Regions from separate parts of the Homo sapiens genome. Here all the other regions are linked to region 1. Evidence: chromatin contacts called from ENCODE Hi-C data. All regions are on one chromosome and are shown on one strand. Each heading gives the region's core, a stretch centred on a gene start or an enhancer-like site at or near the end of the contact. The rest is flanking DNA. Distances are from core to core; before and after follow the strand shown. Region 1 holds the start of MAX (MYC associated factor X). Region 2 holds the start of DCAF5 (DDB1 and CUL4 associated factor 5). Region 3 holds the start of SNAPC1 (small nuclear RNA activating complex polypeptide 1).

What was found. A loop is a pair of places that touch in the nucleus more often than their neighbours do. Pooled maps may share reads with other maps.
Region 2: a map of CD8-positive, alpha-beta T cell shows a loop between it and region 1 (10-fold over the local background). The contact joins the promoter of DCAF5 here to the promoter of MAX in region 1. A Hi-C loop is called at or near these places in 2 of 168 maps with a recorded cell type or tissue (CD4-positive, alpha-beta memory T cell and CD8-positive, alpha-beta T cell), 1 of 37 single-sample maps with no recorded cell type and 6 of 50 pooled maps.
Region 3: a map of CD4-positive, alpha-beta T cell shows a loop between it and region 1 (9-fold over the local background). The contact joins the promoter of SNAPC1 here to the promoter of MAX in region 1. A Hi-C loop is called at or near these places in 3 of 168 maps with a recorded cell type or tissue (CD4-positive, alpha-beta T cell, CD4-positive, alpha-beta memory T cell and naive thymus-derived CD4-positive, alpha-beta T cell) and 5 of 50 pooled maps.

The regions. Positions count from the first base shown.
Region 1 is chr14:65,101,154-65,103,847 of GRCh38, reverse strand. It overlaps MAX (MYC associated factor X), which reads left to right and starts at 1,331. Exons shown (of 5, transcript NM_002382.5): 1 at 1,331-1,544; 2 at 2,276-2,302. The coding sequence starts at 1,509. RefSeq lists enhancers at 917-1,066, 1,760-2,260 and a silencer at 1,397-1,746.
Region 2 is chr14:69,151,781-69,154,474 of GRCh38, reverse strand. DCAF5 (DDB1 and CUL4 associated factor 5) reads left to right here and starts at 1,356. Exons shown (of 9, transcript NM_003861.3): 1 at 1,356-1,710. The coding sequence starts at 1,497. RefSeq lists silencers at 912-1,551, 2,372-2,421, 2,582-2,694.
Region 3 is chr14:61,761,029-61,763,722 of GRCh38, reverse strand. It overlaps SNAPC1 (small nuclear RNA activating complex polypeptide 1), which reads right to left and starts at 1,303. Exons shown (of 10, transcript NM_003082.4): 1 at 1,135-1,303. The coding sequence starts at 1,262. RefSeq lists enhancers at 333-1,076, 1,077-1,820, 1,888-1,977, 1,821-2,564, 2,565-2,694.

The DNA of each region.
Region 1 (2,694 bases), core at 82-2,581:
CTCACGTTGAGGAATGTGTGTCACAAGAATTGTGTGTGACATATCCCCAAATTTCCACATTCAAAAGTCAGGGATAATATGGTATTCATCCGGGAATCAGTAACTCATGGGAAAAGCTCAAGATGTCATTCACTTTGGAGACCAGATGTAAAGGAGTAGTATGGGTACTTTGTCTCAGGGTGGAAAGTGTCTGTTATGGTTTTCTTCCTTCCCATGGGACTTGTTGCACACTCTTACAATGGCGGCAGGACCGGCACGCTTGCTTGCACAGCTGTGAGCTGCATGAAGGCAGGGATGGTTTTGGTCTTATCCGTTATGGCATCCCCTTGTGGCAAGTTAGGTGTTCAATAAATATCGGTGGAATGCATGTGATTACACTTCATGCCACAGTATATAAATATGATTTTAACTGGACAGGGAACTGCAAAAGTTTCCCATATTGATCCTTTTTGCAATCTTAATTATGGTACTCTGAGCTGGGATATTGCCTAAACTGTCTGGGCTACAACAAACTCTGAAGGGGCTTTTACTTCCACGTCCATAGTGGTTGAGGGTTCGCGTTGTGTGAACGCTGGAGCCTCACGTGAGTAGCTGAGTAGCGAGGATGGTCACTCCCAGATAAACGAATACAGGATTCTCGCGGCTGGGAGCGGTCGCCCGGCGAGGTCGGTCATTCTGCCTGTCCGGTAGCACCACGAAACACCTGCCACTGACACCTCCCCACCAGCCCCCGAGGGTTCGCGCAGGCATCCCGAGCCGCGCCCCCTGGTCCGCCGCAGCCAGATTCCCTCCCGGGCGGGTTACGCCCCTAGGCGCAAAACGGAACCACTCCGTATGAAGAAGACAAAGTATAACCAGTCACACCAAAGAGAGGCAGCATTATTTAGACAGCCGGCTACTCCCCCAGAGACTCCACCCAGTCCCCTGGGCCCGGCGTCCAGCGCGCAGACGGTGCCCGGCTCCAGGAGTTCCAGCTCCCTCCACGTGTCCTGTCTTCCCAGCAGCCTCCTCTGCCGCCTCGGGAGGAAAATCTCCTGACAACTCGCGGTCTGCGGACTACGACTCCCAGGAGGCGCCGCGCCGCGGCTCTCCCCGCCCCCCCCCGCCCCCCCCCCCCTCCCCGGGACGCGCAGGCGCCTTGGGCTCCGTCAACAAGCCGGGCTGGCGTCGCCTGGATGCGGTTTCTTCCGGGATTTGTAGTTTTTCTGGAGCTACCCGGGCCGTCTGTTAGAGGGACAAGAACTACAAGTCTCGGCTGCCCCAGCGCTGCGAGCCTGGTCACGTGGCGGGGGCCGACCGGGCGTGCGTGCCGCCGTTGATCCGGTGCTGCAGTGAGGAGGTGGTTCTTGCCCGTGTTGTGTGTGTGTGTGAGTGAGAGAGCGAGTGAGTGAGTGAGTGAGTGTGTGTGTGGGGGGGACTCGGCTTGTTGTTGTCGGTGACTTCCCCCTCCCCTTCACCCCTTCCCCTCCCCGCCGCCGCTGCAGTGGCCGCTCCCTGGGCCGTAGGAAATGAGCGATAACGATGACATCGAGGTGGAGAGCGACGTGAGTCCTGGGGCTTCTTCCTTCCCGTGCGGGTTGTCAGGCGGGGACAGCGGCCGGGGCTCTTAGCGGGGCGACGGCGGGAGGGGGCCGGGCTGCCGCCGCCTCCTTCCCCTTCCCCTCGGGGCCAGGAGTGCCTCCGTCGCGTTCCCGGTTCGCTCCCCTCCGGCTCCTGGCCGGAGCGGCCTCCTGGGACTGGAGGTTGGGGGAAGACACGCGGCTTCTGGGACCCCCACCTCCTCCCTTGCGGGAGGGTGCTGCGGCCTCCCGCTCCCACCTTCCCCGGCTCAGGATCCGGGGGACAAGGATGGGGGGCGCCCGGGATCCCATTGTCCGGATCCAGGGGAAGGGGACGGCGTTCAGGACCTGCCCCTTCGGACTGCGATCCTCTCCTCCCGTGACCCGCGGATCCTGGGGGCCGGGGAAGGGCGGAGAGGGGTTGGGGGTGCCTAGATGCCCGAGCTGGGTCTGCAGGGAGGAGACAGTGCTCGGGACCCCTCTGGCCCAGGTCGGATCCCGGAAGGAGGGGCGGCGCTCGGGACCCCTCTACCCTGCTACCGGATCCCGCCGAGGGTGGAAGGGTGGGGGCAAGGGGTGGGGAGGGAGGAAGGGGTGTCGGGCTGACTCCCCACCCTCCGCTTCCTCTGCCGCCGGCATTTTCTTTCTTATTATTGAATGTTAAGTGTAAAAATAACTTCTATATTTTCTATTTTTTTTTTTCTCTCTTATTCCAGGAAGAGCAACCGAGGTTTCAATCTGCGGTACGTCTCCTACTCTCCATTTCATTTTTATTTCCGTTCAGTTCTATTCCTTTTTGGGGTCAGAGAGAAAAAGAGATCGTACTATTACTTTTAATATTGTAGTAAACTCTAATGTTAACCACTAAGGTGAGGTGGGGCCTGGTTCTGGAGGGTGGGGGGGTTGCAAATCCCATTATTCTAGATTCTCAGGTGATAAGTTCAGTGATTCTAGGTGAGTAAGAGGAGCTGTATGCAAAGAATTGAATTGTTCTGTAGTTTTCAGATAGGGGATCCAGATGCCACTATGTAAGTGGAAATGAGAAATGCAGCATTCTGGTCTGGTAGTATTATTTCAGGGCAAAGTGGTCAGAAGATTTATTTAGGAACAAGTAGGTTTTAAACCATATCTGTAT
Region 2 (2,694 bases), core at 107-2,606, 4.1 Mb before region 1:
GAACAAAAAGTAGAAGTAAATAATTTTGTTTGACGGGTAAACCTCTTCCATGTTCAGCCGATCTTTTTTTTTAAAAAAAATTATTATTATTTTCCCCAGATCAGAGATGTACAGCCCATCTTTCAATGATGATTCTACTCAACTGCTCCTGTGCCATCTCTGGTCCAGAGGATGTAATTCCTGCTAACTTGAAAGGGCAAAACTGACAAGTGCCTATTTCAGTAGCTTATTACCACTTAATGACAGAGGATAGCTTCCAGGAAAAGTACTATAATACATCGAAAAGGGGACTTTTAACTGTATCTGGTAGAATTCCAAAGCATTTAACACCCACTAGGGTCAACGCGGTGACTCCCATCCTACTGAAGTGCAGCCACTTCTGGCCTGGAGCGCAGCTGCTGGTTAACAGCTGTCCAACCTCAGTGCTCCCCACTCGAGACCTTTAAGAGGAGCTCACCGAACCCAATTAAATAACATATATCGTTAGTTTCAAATCACGCTTCTTGTGTCGTGCAAATTTATCTGGAACGGAGAGAAGTACCTCGTGCTTCTCGGGACTTCATCAACTCGGTTTTGGCAATTTTCTTCCTACTTCTTTATCCCTTTCTCTTTCCCCCCATGTACCACTCTAATCTGCCAGACGGAACAATTTAGCCTTTTTCAACTAAAGGACCGGAGGAAGGAAGAGTTAGAGAACTGGACTTGGGGATGAGCGGTGGTGTTAAACATTTACCGGGAGAGGGGAAGGGGCGGGTGCGCGAACAAAACCCCCAGGCAACGTTCCTCCAAGTGTGCGGCCCTACCTCCCGGTTCCCCCGCCTCGGGCAGGGCCGGACTGCCCAAGGCAGAGGCCAGCAGAGGAAGGAGGGCCGGAGCCCCCGCCCGCACCTTCCCCCACTCCAGCCGCATTTTCCCCGAACTCGTACGGGCGCTGGCCTCCGGGCAGCAGCCGGCCCGCGGGTCCCCGCGGGAGGAAGGCGAGCCAAAGCCCGGCGGCCACTCGGATTGTTACGCGCATTCAACTCCGCGGAGTGCGGGGCGCTGGGGTGCAGAGGGGTCTCCGCCCGGCGCCACCCAGGTCCCCAGGCGGGAAGCGGCTCAACTGGGAAAGCAGCCGGCGCCCGTGGTCTCCGGGCCGGCCGCCCGCGTTCTTCCGGCCAGCCCCCCGCGGAGGGGAGGGGCGCCGACGCCGCGTTCTCGGGGCCCCGCAGCCGGCGGAAGGGCCGCGCATCGCGGAAGCGCGGCGGCAGCTGAGGATCAGCTGCTGGAGGAGGCGGAGAGGCAGAGGGAGGAGCCTCGGGGGGAAGGAGAGGGAGGGGACCGTCAGGAAGCCGCGAACGCCGCCGAGTGTCTGCACACCTCGCTCTGCCTGCCATGGCTGGTTAAAGAACCATCCGGATCGCAGCGCGGGGGGAGGGCCGGGTGGGGGGAGCAGCGGCCGCGCGTGAGGCCGAGGGAGGGGCGGCGGCGCGAGCGGCGGCGGCGGCGGTTCCAGCATGAAGAGGAGAGCTGGCCTGGGGGGCAGCATGAGGTCAGTGGTGGGCTTCTTGTCCCAGCGGGGCTTGCATGGGGACCCCCTGCTCACTCAGGACTTTCAGAGGAGACGCCTGCGGGGCTGCAGAAACCTCTACAAGAAGGACCTCCTCGGCCACTTCGGCTGTGTCAATGCCATTGAATTCTCCAACAATGGAGGCCAGTGGCTGGTCTCAGGTAAATCAACCCCCTTCCCCTCCCCGCGCCTCCCCGCACCCTCCCAGCCTCCCCCTCTCGCTCTCCCCCGTCACCCTCCTCCTGCCCTCTGTCCCCACCCCCTCCCTTTCTCTACCCCCTTCTGCGGTGGGAAGGTTTGGTGTCAAATTAAAACCATTGCAGGGGGAGGGGAAGGAGAGGATGTCTTCTATAAAAAAGACCTAAAATGGTTGACAGCTCCTTAATTCGCTTTATCCCAAGTGCAAAGTGATCTCTCCTGATGCCTGCCCTGAAAGTGTAGGTCGGGGAGGGGGGCGAGGTTACCGCTCTACAAAGTTTGACGGCAAACTCTTCCTCCGCGTACTTTAAAAGGTGCTGGGGGCATTTTGGGGATGTGGAGGGTGAGGAGGCCGAGGAGCGCCGGAGGCAAGGGGGAGCTGAAGCCCCCGTCGCCGGCGTTAAGGAAAAGGGGTCTTGGGGCTGGGAAGCGGGCGGTGACAGACCCGGACGCCGAGGGGCCGGGGGCTGCGACCCGGGGGCTGGCGGGGTCTGCAGAGGGGAAGTGACTGGGGCGGTAGGGTCGCTGTGGGCCGCCCCCCTCGGCGCTCTTAGAGGCCCAGCACCATCGCCTTTCGTTCGGTTGTGGCCTCTTCTGCGTCTTGTTTTTAATACAGTTTCGAGAGTGGCGAGGGCTGTGGAGGCTAAAGGGCACCAGCCTGAACTTGAATGCGCAACTTGCGAGGCAGGCGGTAGGGTGGGGGACCCCCGGGAGACTTGTTGGCGGGAGCCCGGCGCCCCGCACCCCGTTTCCCGCGGCCGCTGTTGCAAGTGGTCTCTGCTTCTCCTCCCTCTCGCCCAGACGGGCCTGGTTGCCCCCGGGCTCTCCCTCTGGTTTGGGGAAAGTGGCGAAATCGAGGCCGGGGCTCCGGCCGGGCGGTGTAGGCCTCGCTCTCCCGGGGCTCCTAGCGACAGGCAGCTGAATCGATAGCCTATTGCTCCCGGGGA
Region 3 (2,694 bases), core at 54-2,553, 3.3 Mb after region 1:
ACCATTACAACAAAATGTGGAAAGCGGTGACATAAAATAAAAACAGGGTGCTATGCGGGGAAAAAACATGAACAGCGTACTCAGTCTAGAAGAGCAAAAAAGACTTCCCCCGAGGATGTCATTTGAGCTTAACCCTGAGTGAAGAATAAGGTGGACAAAACAAGAGAGTTGCGGTGGAAACTCCAGGATTAGGAAAAGCCTGTAGAGGGCCCAAAGAAAAAAAAAAAAAAAAAAAAGCAGCTGCTGGAGCAAGAAAGTGAGTGCATGGAGGGGACTGGCAGGCGAAGCTGGAGAGATAGGCAAAGGCCAGTGAGGAATGGTCTTGGCAAGTCAGAGAATTCAAGCGTTATCCCAAAGGCAATGGGCACCACTACAGAGTAATAAGTCGGGGAGTGACATAATCAAATTTGCACTTTTGAAAAACAACTTTTGGGCCGGGCGCGGTGGCTCACTCCTGTAATCCTAGCGCTTTGGGAGGCCGAGGCGGGCGGGTCACGAGATCAGGAGTTCGAGGCCAGTCTGGCCAACATAGTAAAACCCCGTCTCTACTAAAAATACAAAAAATTAACCGGGCGTGGTGCCGGGCACCTGTAATCCCAGCTACTCCGGAGGTTGAGGCAAGAGAATCACTTGAACCTGAGAGGCGAAGGGTTGCACTGAGCCGCGAACGCGCCATTGCACTCCAGCCTGGGCGACAAAAGGAGACTCCGTCTCAAAAAAAAAAAAAAAAAAAAAAAAAAAGACAACTTTGGTTGTTGGAGGAAAAATTAATTCAATCTTGAAGGGTTTTGTCTTTGCTTGTGTGTTTTTAAACATCAGGTCCTAGAACAAGACTGGGGAAGGGCAAATGATAGTGGCCTGGCTCAGGGTGGAGATGGGAGAGAGGAGTTTAGAAGGGAGGCCAGGCAGAGACGCATATTTGGGAGGAGGCCGCAACAACCATCAGGGCACAATGAAATAGAGCAGGGAAAGCGCGTTGCCTGAGCACAGGGGAAGGTCCAGGAGTCATGGAGGCAACCTTCGGTGACTGCCGCTCTTCTCAGCCCTTCACAAGTGCAATATCGCCGGGAAGGAGGCAACTTTCTACACCACCTGCGGGCAGGGAGAGGCGGGTGGTGGACAAGAAACACCCACCAGAAGATAGTCCCGAACTTCATGTTTCTCCAGAGCTCCGTGAAGTCCTCGAAGCGTACACTGTCCGTCTCCTGGAAGCGGCTGAGCAGCGCCTCGCAGTCGGTCTGCAGGCCGGGAGGAGTCCCCATGGCACCCGAAGCCCGCACGCCTCCGAAGCCCGCACGCCTCTAACGGACTAGCCAGCGGTGGTCGCCCAGGAAACCAAGCCCGAACGGCCCGCCCCCTACGGCGTGCGCACACGCGCTCCGTGATGCATTATCCGGCACCTTTAGCTCCGCCTTTATCCGGGCTCTTGCCACCGGTCGTGTGCTTACTGCGCGTGCGTGAAAGCGTTCTGATGTTTTACTGGCTGAGATTGCTTTCACCCAGAGTGCTGAGATCCACCCTTCTTTGGAAGAGGTTTACGTCTAAAGTGTTGTGTTTGCTCACGAGCGGTTTTAGGTCTTCATTTTCCGCTAGGTTATGTAACTTGACTTTACCCTTACTAGCACTCTCCTTTAAACTGACCCTAGTGTGACATAAGTGAACTTTTGAGCTAGGAAAGAACAGTCCCAACCCCAACCCCACTCCCACTTGGGAAGAGAAGCTAAAGAAGGCTTGCTAGGAAACAAACTGCACTCATTCTCCTTCTGGTCATCGAGAACCCTAATACTCTGTACCCACATAATACGATGCTTAATGTGCGGCCCTCTCTTTGTAGCCCTGGCATTCTGCAACCACTCTTGAAAAGAAGAGCTGCATTTCATACCCTCTTGTAAACAGCCCTCCTCCTGCCCTGCCACGCATTCACCCCTGTGCTACATAGCACTTAGCAGAAAATACCTACTTGTTATATTCTTGTTATATTATTATTTGGATGAATTGCCTTTTTGTGTACACGCTGCCACCTAGCTTCCTTCCTCCAGGAGCTAGCTATGGAGTAACATTTTGAACTTTAGATCATTTCTCTGATTGAAAGGTAAGCTATCATTCTTTAGAAGAGGTATCCTGATATAATAGAAAAACATTGGGCTTTCTGTGTGTAAATGGAGTGTCAACTCACTTTACTTTTCTGATCCTTGACCTGTTTTTGTTTGTTTGTTTGTTTGTTTGGATTTGTTTGTTTTTTGTTTTGAGACGGAGTTTCGCTCTTGTTGCCCAGGCCGGAGTTCAGTGGCGCGGTCTCGGTTCACTGCAACTTCCGCCTCCCGAGTTCAAGCGATTCTCCTGCCTCAGCCTCCCGAGTAGCTGGGATTACAGGCATGCACCACTCCAACCGGATTTTGTTTTGTTTTGTTTTGTTTGTATTTTTAGTAGAGACAGGGTTTCACCATGTTGGCCAGGCTGGTCTCGAACTGCTAACCTCAGGTGATCCGCTCCCCTCGGCCTCCCAAAGTGTTGGGATTACAGACGTGAGCCACTGCACCCTGCCCTCTTGACCTGTTTTTTAAATGTTATGTAATATTTTATGTCACAGAAAAATTTATGCGATGTGTGAGATAAAAAGCATAGCAGTTAAACACCTGTACACCTTTCACCTGTGTAGGAACCAGAACATTACCAACGCCTTCACATCAATCT